Regions from separate parts of the Mus musculus genome. Here region 1 is linked to region 2. A link is a contact called in ENCODE POLR2A ChIA-PET data. All regions are on one chromosome and are shown on one strand. The core of a region is the stretch at or near the end of the contact, and the rest is flanking DNA. Distances in the headings are between cores, read along the strand shown. Region 1 holds the start of Atp6v1c1 (ATPase, H+ transporting, lysosomal V1 subunit C1). Region 2 has its middle 24 kb from the start of Azin1.

What was found. ChIA-PET counts read pairs that join two places held with the same protein, here RNA polymerase II (POLR2A).
Region 1: POLR2A ChIA-PET joins it to region 2 with 11 read pairs in Patski. The contact joins the promoter of Atp6v1c1 here to the enhancer-like site in region 2. POLR2A ChIA-PET finds 5 or more read pairs at or near these places in 2 of 5 experiments (Patski and embryonic stem cell).

The regions. Positions count from the first base shown.
Region 1 is chr15:38,657,458-38,664,601 of GRCm38, forward strand. Atp6v1c1 (ATPase, H+ transporting, lysosomal V1 subunit C1) reads left to right here and starts at 4,447. Exons shown (of 13, transcript NM_025494.3): 1 at 4,447-4,626.
Region 2 is chr15:38,539,877-38,546,730 of GRCm38, forward strand. No RefSeq gene overlaps it. Among named protein-coding and RNA genes, the nearest start is that of Azin1, 24 kb to the left of the region's middle. Within about 2 kb of position 4,125, at least 3 of the 3 ENCODE cell types and tissues checked have a DNase peak (open chromatin) inside an H3K27ac peak, as active enhancers do.

The DNA.
Region 1 (7,144 bases), core at 3,197-5,696, 120 kb after region 2:
AGTGTTCACTGTGTATCTTCACCTGGTCTAGGAACTTGCTGTGTAGACCAGGCTGACCTAGAAATCGCAGAGATCTGACCATCTCTGCCTCCCAAAAGCTAGGATTAGAAGTATGCACCACCATGACCTGCTCCCCTCACCCTTTATTTGTTAGGAAATTTAAGCCAGATGTGTGGTGGTGTATTCCTGCAATCATAGCATTCAGGAGGCTGAGAGGTTGCAAGTTCTAGGTTACTGTGGGCAACAGAGTCAACTTGGCTACACCCTAAGACTTTGTCTCAACAGCAAAACAAAAACTTTAACAAAAAGCCAGGCGTGGTGGCGCACACCTTCAATCCCAGCACTTGGGAGGCAGAGGCAGGCAGATTTCTGAGTTTGAGGCCAGCCTGGCCTACAAAGTGAGTTCCAGGACAGCCAGGGCTATACAGAGAAACCCTGTCTTGAAAAACCAAAAACCAAAACAAAACAAACAAAAAAACCAACTTTAAGAAAAACAACAGTGACAACAAACTCCCTAAAGTCTCTGAGGCTCAGGGCTCACCGTGTCTCAAATGCCTGAACCTACATAGCTAGCTCACCACACTGTGGCTCAGAGTCACCATCTGTCTGCCTGTCTGGCCAGGTGCCTCTGGAACTCGGTTACTGCCTTTTTGAGATTCAATCTTTTCTTTGTATTTCAATTCTTTTTATGAAAGTCACCATGACATTACGACCAGCATTTTTTGAGGAGACAAATGAAGCCAGGTGCTTAGTTAACTGCATTATTCACATCATCTTACAGAATCTGCTGTATAAGCCAATTGGGATTTATAGATGGCTAAATTGAGCCCCATAAACATTAGCAAGTAGCAGAGGCCTACTTGACTCATTGTATTAGTCTGTGGCCCTTCCCAGCCCCTGTAAGAAAGGAAAAGCAGCTCTCCTCCCCTTACAAGCCCAGGTTCACTGTGTTCAGGTCTTGATAATCAGAGTATCCTAATATCCCTTCCTACCAAGAACCAGCTATGCCAATAATGTTTTGACAGGCATTTGCTTCCATAATTTATATTAAGTACACTGTCTACTTGTCCAACTTGACCCCAATCAACTTGAGGAAGAAATGGCTTATTTCATTTTACAGCTACAGTCCATCATGGAAGAAAGCAAAGCCAAGTTTTCAAGCAAGAACTTGGTGGCAGGAACTGAAGCACAGATCTTGGAGGAACTCTGTGTGCTGGCTTGCTCTTTACAGCTTGCTCAGTTTGCTTTCTTATACCATCCAGAACTACCTACCTACGGGTGGCACTGACTACATTGGCTAAGCCCTCCCACGGCAATCATTAATCAAGACAATACCTCACAAACAAGTCCCAGGAGACCAGAAGAGGTCACTGAAACTCCTGAAACTGGAAGAGGCTGTGAGCTGCCTGTAGGTGCTGCGAACTGAACTCTAGTCCCCTGCGAGAGCAAAACATCCTCTTAAACACTGAGCCATCTTGTTTTTGAAGGCAGTTGTTTTTGAAGAAAGGCTCCTTCAGCAATACTCTTCTTGGGTTTTCTCCTTTTCACTGTACTTATGAAGTGATCAGTAGCAGCTCAGGGCACCCCGCAACCAAGTTCTTAGCACAAAGATGAGTTATTTGTGCTAGGAGAAAGCAGGTAATAAGAGACAAAGGCAGGCGATAGCAGATGAGGGAGAAGGGAAAGGGATATTTGTCCCAGAGGATGGGGGCACAAAAGACTTCCTCTGGATAGAGAGAAGATAGATGTGGCCCATAGGAAAATGGCAGTTTATAAAGGCAAAAAGGAAAACCCCATGTTAGGGTGAGATGTTTAATTTTAATTGGGCATGCTAACTAGGTGAGTCAAAGGGGGCTTTTGATTGCTGGATTTCAATACTTCAGAAGCTCTGCTGGACCTTGGTAGTCAGCCTCTGGAGGAGGAATTGGCCAAATAGGAAATAGACCGTAGTGGCTGGCTTCAAGAATGTAATCTAATAGATTTTAGCAAGGCAGAGGGAATTGGGGATAAGGGCAAGGTCTGTCAGAGTCACACTCACCTTGGTCGCCATGGTCGCCATGGTCGGGTTGGCCAGAGTTCCTTCAATTTGTATTTCTGTAAATGAGGTATCAATGGAATGCCTGCTTTCTCTCCATCTACCTTATCTGTTGTTTTAAGTGTGTTCAAGATCCTTCAATCAAACTGCTTATTTCATAGATTTCTTCTTCCTGATTCAAAGCTAAATTCAGCAAGCAGTAACCATTCTACAGGCTGGATGTTATACTGTCATGAAATCCCTTGCCAAATAACTTAGTCCATCACTTTGACCTGAACCTTAAAATTTGAAACAAAATTTCAGGACAGAGCTAGAATGCAGCCAAGTTCTTTTCCAGAATCGGATACAAAGGACTTCTAGTCTGATTCCCAGTTAAATCATTGTTCCCATCGAAAACCTAGTGAGTCCAGATTTCCTTTATTCCTGTGGGCATTCTGGTCTTCGGGATCCCACTCACTATGACTCACTAAACTATCCATAAAGCATTCCAGAGCTGCTCTAGGCCACAGCGCCAAACTCTCACACACAGATCCTGCAAACCAATTTCAAAGACTTAAGAAACAGGTTTATTAGACTGAAGAACCCGTTCCTTGCTAACAATTTTGTGTATTGCCTTTTTTTTTTTTTTGTTGCTACAAAATAATCGACAAAAACAAGGAAGGAAGCTGTGGTTTGGTGAACGAGGCATCCTACACAGCCTTAGGAATTTGAATACTTGGTCCCTGTTTGGTGGGACTGTTTGAGGAAATTTAGGGGCTGTGGCCTTGCTGGAGGAAGTATGTCACTGTAAGGGGCAAAGACTCATACCGTTTTTTTCCTTTGCTTTCTGCTTCCTGCTTGTTATTTGATTTGTGAGCTCTCAGCTATTATGATTGCTATGTCTGTCTACTGCCACACTTCCCTGCTGTGATGGTAATGGACTGGAATGTGTTTTATCACAGCAATAGGAAAGCAATGAATACAGAAGGGTTTCTTTTGGCTCACAGTTCAGCAAGGTGGTGAGAGTAATTGTAGCTCTGAAGGCAGGAGTCTGAGAGCCCTGGTTACATTGTATTGGTAGTCAGGAAGCAGAGAGCAATGAATGTTGATGCTTAGCTTTCTCCTTTAAAAAAAGATTATTTATTTGACAATTTTATTACATTTATTTATTTGTGGGTACTACAGCTTGCATGTGGAGATGGGAGGCTATCTTGCAGAATACACTTTGTGGTTCTGGGGATACAATTCAGGCCATCAGTCTTGGTGGTTAGTGCCCCATTACCTGTTGAACCTTCTCTCTCTAATCCTATTTATCATTTTTAAAAGATTAATTTTATTTGTATTTATGTGTATGAGTGTTTTGTCTTCCTGGGAGTGCATATGATTACAGGTTCTGCAGGAGGCCAGATGAAGCCAATCGGATCTCCTGGAGGTAGCTGGAGTCACAAGGCACTCCAGGTGGGTGCCAGTAAGGAATTCAGATCCTCTGTGAGAGCAGTATGTGTTCTTAACCTCAGAGCCATCTCTCTAAGCCTCGAAAAAAAAAAAAAAAACATTCTGTGTTGGTTCCTATCATTCAAGATGCTGCTGCCCATATTCGAGGTGAATGTCCTACATTAAACCTGGCTGGAAACTCCCTCCAAGAGGTTTGTCTCCTAGCAATTCTAAAGCCAGTCAGGTTGACAATGGAAATCTATTATTCCGCTTGCTAGTAAGAACAGCCAGGAGTGCCCACACATTGTGCAAACAGAACCATAACCTCTGGAGCTTCACTTTGCTAAGCTGTAAATCTAAAAACGATTAAAATAGACAAGTCCCCAATCCTCTATGCAACCTAAAATGCTGAGATATGCACCACCTAACTTCTCAACCAATGAGATGTGCACGGTTTGTGAGAGTAGGTTGATATCTATTTTTCTGGAACCCAAGGCTGATGGTTTTTCCCTGTCCATAAACCTTTCTTGACTTCCTGTATCCATTTTGGTACCCCTAAACCAGACAGTTTGGAGTTCCTGGCAAGGGGGTCACTCCACTAGCTAATTCTAAAAAACTAATTAACAATGTTTGGTGCTGAGTAACTAAACCTGAACACTTTATCACTTTATGGAACGAAGTGATACCAGATTGGATGAAAAATATGAAACTACTGAAGTGGATTATTAGAAAAAATTTCCCCGAAACCTGGACTGTCAAAACTTGCAGTGCAGAAGTCAGTGCAGGAGCTTGGGGGAGTCTGAATGGCTGAAACCTGTGGGTAATTTTAGGGTGGGCGGGAATTTTCTGGTGGCTGGCCAACCACCGCAGGTGCATCTGGAGGAGCGGCAAGCTCCGCCCACCCGGAAGCCCGCTCTGCGCGCTCTCTCAGCCCCGCCTTCTCCGGAGGCCTGGCCGCATCGTGATTGCGCGCAGTGGTGCGCGCGCGTAGGCGGAGCGGCGTGCGCCGCGGTCAGCTGACTGCTCCGGCTGGCACGTGACTTGCTCTGGGCGCAGGGGTCGAGGAAGCCGAAAGGCCGGAGCTTAGGTCCGGGAGGGATGGAGCGCTGAGCGGTTAACGTCTACCAGGCTTCCTGCCTCCGCACCTGTCGCCGCCGCCGCCTCCTGAGACACCTCGGGTCAGTGAGCGATAGCCCTGCGGGGAGCTGACGCTGCAGTGGCCGCCGGGGAAGGATGGGGGCGGCGCGGGGGCCTAGACTGTGGCGTCGGACCTGCAACCGGCCTGGGTGCGGGCTCTCCGCATCTCAGGGCCTAGGGTTGGTGTCTTTGGAAGAAGAAGGAGGGGGAAGGGGCCCAGACGGGGAACTCAGTGGCAGAAGGGAGAAGTGTTGTACATTCGGGTCCTTCTTGGGTGGGAATCCCAGCGAGTCCTGGTCACTTGTGAGAAGGTGGACAGTGACAGAATGCCTCAGGTGAGGCTCAGGGTTCACCGGCGTGTGTGTGCAGTCTCCACTGGGTGTTTACGCCTGTATGTGAATAGAAGGGATTACAGTTTTCAGGGCGGAAGGGGTGCCCACTGCAGGCAGGGGGCGGTCACAGAGGACACGGGGGTCATTGTAGGCAGTGGATGAAACAGGAATACAGGCAGCTTAAAAACATTTCACTAGATTGGGGTTGGGGGAGGTTAAACAACATCCCCGAAAAGGAACTGGTGGACAGAGTCTCTTATAAGGCAGATTGAATCACCTATGAGGCATAAGAGGGAAGCTTGTGTTCTTTTCAGAGGAAAAATGTTATCAGGGGGAAAATTGTCTACTCTGTACTTAGTGGTGCCCCGGGAATGAAATGGTCGGGTGTGAATAGCCCAGCCCTAAAAGTTCACATTGATGGTGGGAAGATAAGTCACAGGGGAAAGATGAGGTTGTATAGAACTGGTAAAAACAGAAGGAGGAGAAAAGTATCCTGGAGGAAAGAAAACTTGAGTTTGGGTCTTGGCAAGTCGGTGGGATTGGAGGCAACAGAGGAGAACTTTTTACTCAGTGAAAGCCTCGTTATTTGAGGGCCTGATGAGAGAAGAAGACATGATTTAGGGGTGCCAAAGGCCAGGCTTTTGTAGTAGGCTGCATTGTGGAAAAGTGGGAAATAGTTTTGAAGTCTGGTGATACTTGTTCATATACTGCATGCTCTATGGCTGATACTATGGGAGTGCTAAGGTTTAGGAAGCAGACAGGGACTCTGCTGTCAGAGCTTCCAGACAGATTCAGAGGAGATAGGTTTTAATAGTCGTGCATTTGGCGTGTGATAGAGCACTAACCTTTAGTCCTAGCACTTAGGAGGCAGAGCCAACCAAAGCTAAATAAATAGTGAGACCACTTGTCTCTCTCTCTCTCTCCCTCTCTCTCTCTCTCTCTCTCTCTATATATATATGTATACACACACACACACATATATATATACATCTACATATATACATATATATACACACATATACATAAATGTGTGTGTGTGTGTGTGTGTGTAAAATCTACTCCGAAGGAGTAATGGAGCAGTACAGAGATGTTTCCCAGGAATATGACTTTTGTGGAAGATTCAAAGAAGGCTTTGTTGAGGATATGACTGAGAAGAGGTTGGTGTGAAAAGGGGGTGAGCAGGCAGGAGTGAAAAGGACATTCCAGGTTGAGGGAACAGAGTTTGTCAAGGCCTTGAAGTGAGAGGAGGAACGTGCCTTTCCAGAACTTGCAGAGAACCTGGAATGAGAAAGGTGTGGTGGTGGGATGTGGACAGACTGGCCTGTGTGTGGGGAGAGCTGGAGTCAGACTGCTCAGGGAATCCAGTGAAGATCATAGGTGCTGGAGACAGACTGTGTGTGGCCCTGCAAGTCCTCCACAGTTTGAGCCGCCCTGGCAGGTAGAGTGAGTTGCAGGCCAGCCAGAGCTGCTCTGTGAGAGTGCTTTGGGTTTCTGTGTGCTGTCGAGCTGGAGGAGATAAAGAGCCCTAAGGTGAGCTAAAGTGCTCACGGTGATAATCGCAGTTAAGTCTGGCAACAAGTGAGTCTCGTTGTGCTGAAGTCGGAGCCTCGGCTTTTCTGCTCAAAACTACAGGATCCTTTTGTCTTTTGGTTACTTTGCAGGTACCAGATCGGATCTCAAGAAATAGTGCTCTGCATCCTGAATGCTGAGAGCTAGGGGCTACTCTTAGTCTGCATTTAAACAGGGCAGGATTTACACACACAACACACACACACACATCTTTTTAATTTTTTTTTAATTTTAACTTTTGGAGACAGGGTCCCTGGCTATCCTCGAACTCATTATATAGACCAGGCTGACCTTGAACTCACAGCTATACACCTGCTTCCTGAGTGCTGGGATTAAAGACTTGTGTGTGTGTGTGTGTGTGTGTGTGCATTTCTTTTTTTACTTTTTTTTTTTTTTTGAGACAGGGTTTCTTTATGTATACGAGGTTGTCCTCCAATCCAGCAAGCAGCCTGCCTCAGCTTCTGAGTGCTGGCATGTGCGTGCTTATAATTTTTTTTTTATGTTTATACATTTTTTTATTTTTTTGAGACAGGGTTTCTCTGTTTGGCCCTGGCTGTTCTAGAACTCATTCTGTAGACCAGGCTGGCCTACACCACTCAGCATGTTTATAAATCTTAGCCTTCTTATTTATATTAGTTATTTTGTTTCGTTTTTCTTA
Region 2 (6,854 bases), core at 2,875-5,374:
TCCTTTGTTTGTTTATTTGTTTATTTTATTTATTTCTTTTTGAGACAGGGTCTGTGTAGCCCTGGCTGTCCTAGAACTCACTATGTAGACCAGGCTGTCCTGGAATTCACTGAGCTTCTCCTGTCTCTGCCTTTCCATTGCTGAGATCAATTCCTTCCTTCCTTCCTCCCTCCCTCTCTTCCTTCCTTCCTTCCTTCCTTCCTTCCTTCCTTCCTTCCTTCCTTCCTTCCTCCCTCCCTCCCTCCCTCCCTCCCTCCCTCCCTCCCTCCCTCCCTTCCTTCCTTCCTTCCTTCCTTCCTTCCTTCCTTCCTTCCTTCCTTTCTCCCTTTCTTCCTTTCTTTCTTTCTTTCTTGACGGGGTTTAACTATGCTGGCCAGGTTGGCTTCAAACTCCCTACCCCCTTCTGGGGAATTACAGATATGAGCACCATTTCTGGCAAAAATTTCTTTTCCTAAGCAGCATTAGATGTGTGTGTGTGTGTGTGTGTGTGTGTGTGTGTGTGTGTGTAAATGTGTGTGTATGTCTGGGGAGGAGGGCTGTCCCACTTTTTTCTTCCAAAGCTCCAGTGCTTTCACAAGTTCAAAGCTAAGATAAGAGCAGGTAACCCCAGCAGGGAACCCCATCTCCTAATGCTGATACTTCCAGGGCGAAGTTCCTACTCATAAGGAAGGTGGTGCATGGTTGATTTGCAGTCTGGGATTTGTGGACAAAGTGTCCCCATGGCTCCTTTAGATTCTCTTCCTAGTCTTGCTAGTCTGGCATGCAATGTTCTATGGTCACTGGGAGCCATAGGCTCAAAGGGACCTGGACTCTCTACCTTGTTTTAATTCGTCCAGTCTTGATTCCAGCACTCTGGACTACTGAAGTCACTGCATGGGTCACTCAGAGAGGACTGGATCGAGTATCTGCCTCCCTGAATGCCATCATGCCCTGCAGAGAGCTGGTAGTCTATGTCACCCACCCATAGCAGCCCTTCTGACCTGCTGCCCTGTTCCTCCCTTGGTACCAGCTCTGCAGGTTTGGGAGTTAACCGCAAGAAAACAGTTCACCAGCCAGTGAATGGCTCCAATGTCTCTCGTCTTTCCGTATTCTCATACAACCGTGTTCAGAGGCTTTGGCTGCTGGAGGAAGTATTCTGCAGGACTGAAGCTGTGGTGCCGTGAACTCTCCTGATTCCTTTCCTGGAGCCCTACAATTGTGATGGAGCTTATTTGCCCTCTAAAACTTTCCAAGGAGCTGGGGATTAGAGGGGATAGAAAGAAGGAGCCTGGGCGGATCCCCAGTATCCCTGTGAAACCTCATGTGCACCCATAACCCTAGCAGTGGGGTGCACAGAGACAGAAGGATCCCTGAGGGTCAGTGGACCTACCCAAACTGGCAAGCTCCAGATTCAGTGAAAGACCCTGTCTCAGAAATAAGGTGTTGTGTAATGGAAGAAAACACCCAACAGTCAACCTCTGATCTTACATGAACACACACACACACACACACACACACACACACACACACACAAACACACACACACACACACACACACACACACACACACACAAACACACACACACACACACACACACACAAACACACACACACACACACACACACACAAACACACACACACACACACACACACACACAAACACACACACACACACACACACACACACAAACACACACACACACACACAAACACACACACACACACACACAAACACACACACACACACACACACACAAACACACACACACACACACCACACACACACACACACACACAAACACACACACACACACACAAACACACACACACACACAAACACACACACACACACACACACACACACATTAAAAAGGGGGGGGGACCAACTCTAAAGAAACTAATGTGATTTCTCACAGGAAAGTTGATCAGGACAGATTTATATCCCCAAGCTTGTTTAGAGAGCAGGTTAAGCCAAATTCACAAGCTAGAGGGTAGGGTCTGGGGGCAAAGCTCAATGTTGGTGTCAGGAGTGAACACAGGCCCTGAGTTCAGTCCCTGGTACCAAAACAAAAATATGCCAAAGAGATTTCTGTTGTTTTCCCCTTTCCCTCTGTACCCCTACCCTCATTCAACAGAACGCTCTAGAATGGGTTAGACTGCTGTAGCTCAGGATTTAGCCACATGACACTGGTTTTTATGGAACTTTAGGGGATTCCTGGCCAACTACCCCAGGGAACTCCAGGGAGGAAAATCTGTTTCATTGGCAGAGAGTAGCCTGGACTAAACACTTACTTGCAGGCAGGGAAGGCTGGACTTGCATTCTGAGATAAGCAGGAGCCCTGTTGATCATTTTTTGGCCTCCATTTGATATTAAGTCAGCTAGACAAGAAGGAGGGGGGCTAACCTCAGAGAGATAAGGACTATTTTCCTTTGAGTTTCTCTTTGTTTTGTTTCTTCTGGGGAGCTGGGTAGAGCCCAGTCCAGCACTGGAAAAGATCAGCAAATGCTCTAGGTCTTGTTGTAATAACAGGGTAGGAGGCCGGGGGGGGGGGGGGGCACTGCTGATGGGTTTTGTTTTGTTTTGCAAACATGGAGTAGTGAAGAGTTTAGAGTTCTGTTTCCCTGGAGTCCAAAACAAATACTAGTACCATCCCTTCTGATCCTGGTCATCCTGGCCACCTACATCATAGAACACAAGGACCTGGCCTGTTTCCTTTCCCTTAGAGTTCTTGCCTCAGATGAAGCCTCTGGGATTCTGCTATGGTATTCTCCATTTATACCACAGGATGCTTCCCACCCTCACCCTCATCCCCGAGCTCAAATTACTTCACACACACACACACACACACACAAGCAAAATAATAGTTTCTCTGGCTACAGGGTCCCTTACAACCAGAACAGCTGAAGTAGTTTGTTGCAGTTGGCTTGTAATTTTAGATCTACCTAAGCTCCACTCTGATTTCAGCCCGTTGGTAATTATCCCACTCAAACCTGGTGAGTGGAAGCAGGGGGCATGGGAAGGGGGTGTAAGAGAGCAGCTGCAAGGCCTGGGCCTGCTCTTCCCTGCCTGCTAATAATAGCTCAGGCTGAGCTAGCACAGCCCTGCCAGGTCTATGCTAAGCCCTTCTTTATCGCCTGCCTCCTCTTAACAAGGACTGCAAATGCCCGAAATTCTCGTTTTGATGAAGAGGAGAGCAGGCTCTGGGAGATGGAAGAATTTGCCTTAATTCAGAGCCAGTGAGGGCTGAGAACAGGTTGACCTCAGGCAGATTCTCCAACCCTGTCCTTTTATTCACCGGTATACTTACCACTGCAAGCCCATGAGTTTAATCATAGTGGGGCCAGGAAATGCCAGCGAGACAGGATGGAAGTCCCTGCCAAGATGCCAAACCACTGCCACGAAACTAAAGAGCATGGTAGGGCTACTCTGAGGGGGGTCACAAACTGTGAACTCCACATGCCTGGCTAGAATCATAAAAGACCTGAGACTGACAGTAACTCAGTCTGGAAATCCCAGTGGTGTGTCGGACCGTGGATGATGGATTTGAGAATTTATTTTAATGTAATCTCTAAGCCAAAGGCTGCTAGGCAAAGATAATGGCTCTGAAGGTCCTTAAGTCATACGCAAGTATAACCTGGCTTTCTTCGGAAATGTTTTGAATGGAATGGGTGTCCTTTCCACCCATAGCTCAGGCTTCCTTGCTCATCACTTCAGCTTCTGGTGCTGTGGGCTGCAGGTGGCTCAGTGTGATAGGAGGCCGTCCTTCCAGTCAAGCACCGCAGTGACACACAGCACCAAGCTATCTTCTTCTCCTTCACCACATAGCCAGACAAGCTGGGCTCCGTAGATCTGGGGTCACCGTAGACATCTGTCTCTCTTTGATAGGCAGGCACCTGTCTCACTGAGCTACCAGCCTGTCATACATGCTGTGAAGTACTCCCTGGAGGCCAGGCACTGCTCCAGGCTCGAACGTGTGTTAACTTTTTATCCCTGTGAAGCAGCACTTAGTAGTGGGTAATAATGCCGTCTCCTTTTGATAGATGATTAAAAATTGGGGTCAGACGCTTAGTGATGATCTAGGGTGTGTGATTCCAAGTCCCATGTTCTCAGCTGCTGTGCCAAGGTGTTCAGGCCCAAGTGAGCTGTTCACCATTACAGCTCTCCCTGCATGTGTAAGCCTTGTCCATGGCTGGCTCCTGCTGCTATTCCTGGCTTTTGGCTGCAACCTCTAAATTATACCAAGTTCCCGGGAAAGTGGGATGCTATTTTAGGTGGTAAGGGAGACTCTCACAGAGTGCTGCTGAGGTTCTCTGCAGGGCAGTTCCAGTGACTCACCTTCCTCTGGGGGACTCAGTTTTCCTGTGCATCTGGGCACCGTGACTTTCTAACGTTATCAAATGTGAGTGTTGACTGCTTTTGGCTGCATCAGCGCCTATTTGTAGAACATGTAGTCAGCTAGCTGGGAAAGACAGAGTAGAAAGCTATAGAGGGACAGGCAGCATCAGGGTCACTCATAGGACAGTGCCAATTCCAGGGCTTAAGAAGAGCATTCAGCCAAAGAGGTGTAATAATAGGAGGGTAATGATAGCTAGAGCTTATGAAGCCCTCCCATGCACCATTCCCAGAGCCATCTCATTCGATCTCGGCTCAACCCCGGATGAAGGGAGGTGTCCCCTTCCCTTGGGTTCTGCTTGAGAGCATGTGTGGCTTCTTCCCCATCTTGTCACCGTCTCTGTTTTCAGCCCCACAGGAAGGAGGCCCCAGAAACAAAGTGAACAGAAAACCTGGTCTGAAACACTTTTGCATGAATCTGAAATTAGAAACAAGGTCAGGTGTGTGTGTGTGTGTGTGTGTGTGTGTGTGTGTGTGTGTAAATGAGGGGTGGGGGCGGGGCATGGAGCACTCACAAGACTATACATTCAGAGGCATGTCTCTAACTGATCCCTGGAAGGAAAACCAAAATAGGCTTTGTCAGTTAATATCCTTGGTACAGGCAGGGTGGGAGGAGCAACTTAGGGTCTCTTCCTCCAGCTCTCCAGTTCTTCACAGCAGAGCTCTGTCCAGCCTCTCTGCCCATACCGGCCCATGCTGAGTGTCCACTCCTCCCACACCGGCCCATGCTGAGTGTCCACTCTTGCACCTGTGGTGATTGCTTGTGGGCAGTTTGATGGTGCTGATAGGAAGTAAAGTTATCTCCAAGTTGGCAACGATGGTGTCATTTGAAATTTCCAGGGCTAGGCATCACTCTGATAGCTTAAAAAATATATAGATATAATTTTCAAAGGTTTATTTTATCTTCATGTATATGTGTAAATGTATCCCATGTGTGTATGGGTGTCCTTCTGACCATCAGACTTACTGGCAGTTGTGAGCTGCCCAATGTGACTGCTGAGAACTGAACTCAGGTCCACTAGAAAAAGAGCAAGCATCGTACCTGTTGAACCATGTCTCCAGACCCCTTTTAAATTATACTTTTGCTATGTGCTCCATGTTGGACCTTGCTAGGTAGCCCAGCTGGCCTCAAATTCCCAGTCCTCCTACTTCAACCTCCCTAGGGGTATGATTACAAGCTTGCTCATCAATGTCTGGCTCTGGTGGTTAGTAGTTATTACTCTTTGGGCATATTTTCTTTTTGCTTAGAAATGTATGCAAAATGCTTACAAACCATATATAGTAACAGGAGTATATGGGCAGGTGAGATGTCTCACTCAGTAAAGACACTTGTCACCAAGTGTAGGGCTTCAGAATCCACATGACAAAAGGGAAAACTGTCCCCTGAGAGCTGCCCTCTGATCTCCAGTATGTGCGTGCCTACATATGTACACATGCCTGCATATGCACACATGCCTGCATATGTGCACATACCTGCCTGCATATGTGCACATGCCTGCGTATGTGCACATGCCTGCCTGCAGATGTACACAGTTTTAATTTTTAAAAAAGTATCTGTAGGGGAAAGATGGCTCAGCTGTGAACTGTGCTCTGATCCCCAGCACCCACATAAATGTTAGGTGCAGTGACACACATCTGTAACACCAGTGCTGAGGGTTGAGGGTAGGGTAAGATAGGCAAACCCTCCTAACCCCCACCCCCAATCAATAAGATGCTGTTTAATGAAAGATCCCTATCTCAAAAAGTAGGAGGGAGAGTGATCAAGGAAGGCATTCAATATCTATTCCTCGCCTCTCCTAAGTTTGTGGCTGGCTTGTCTAACATGCACAAGGCACTGAGTTTGATTCCTGACACAGGATAAGGCTGGGTGCAGTGGTGCATGCCTTTAATTCCAGCACTCAGGAGGTAGAGAAGCAGGAGGATCAGAAGGTCATTTTTCCTTAGCTGCATAGAGAGTTTGAAGTCAGCCTGGGCTGCACAAGACCATATTGTAAGTAAGAATGTTCAATGAATTTGAATAGCCACTTCTCTGATATATGCCAATATGCACATATTTTTAAATTAAAAATTTTCCATTCATTTATTTCTCTTGTGTGTATGCATGTATATGTGTTTGTGTGTGTATGAGTACATATGTGTCTATATGTGCATTCATATGTGTGTGTGAATGTATACATGTGTGTATTTGTGTGTATATGTGCATGTGCTTGAGTGTGTGTGTGTATGTGTGAGTTGTAGGATTGTCTGCTTCTACCGTGTTGGTTCCTGGGAATCTGCCAAGTCCTGCCATGCATAAGGGTTGGAGTAACACAGTTCCCAGCCTTGGAGCAGAGCTAGCAGGGTGTGGGCCTCCATGAGCGTGGACTTTGCTGTGGGTATGGGGCTTGTTTGTACAATAATGTACATATTTTCATGTTCCTCCTTTGGGGAATGCTCTCCCTGTTAAAGTTAATGGCTCCATGATAATTAGAAACAGCATGA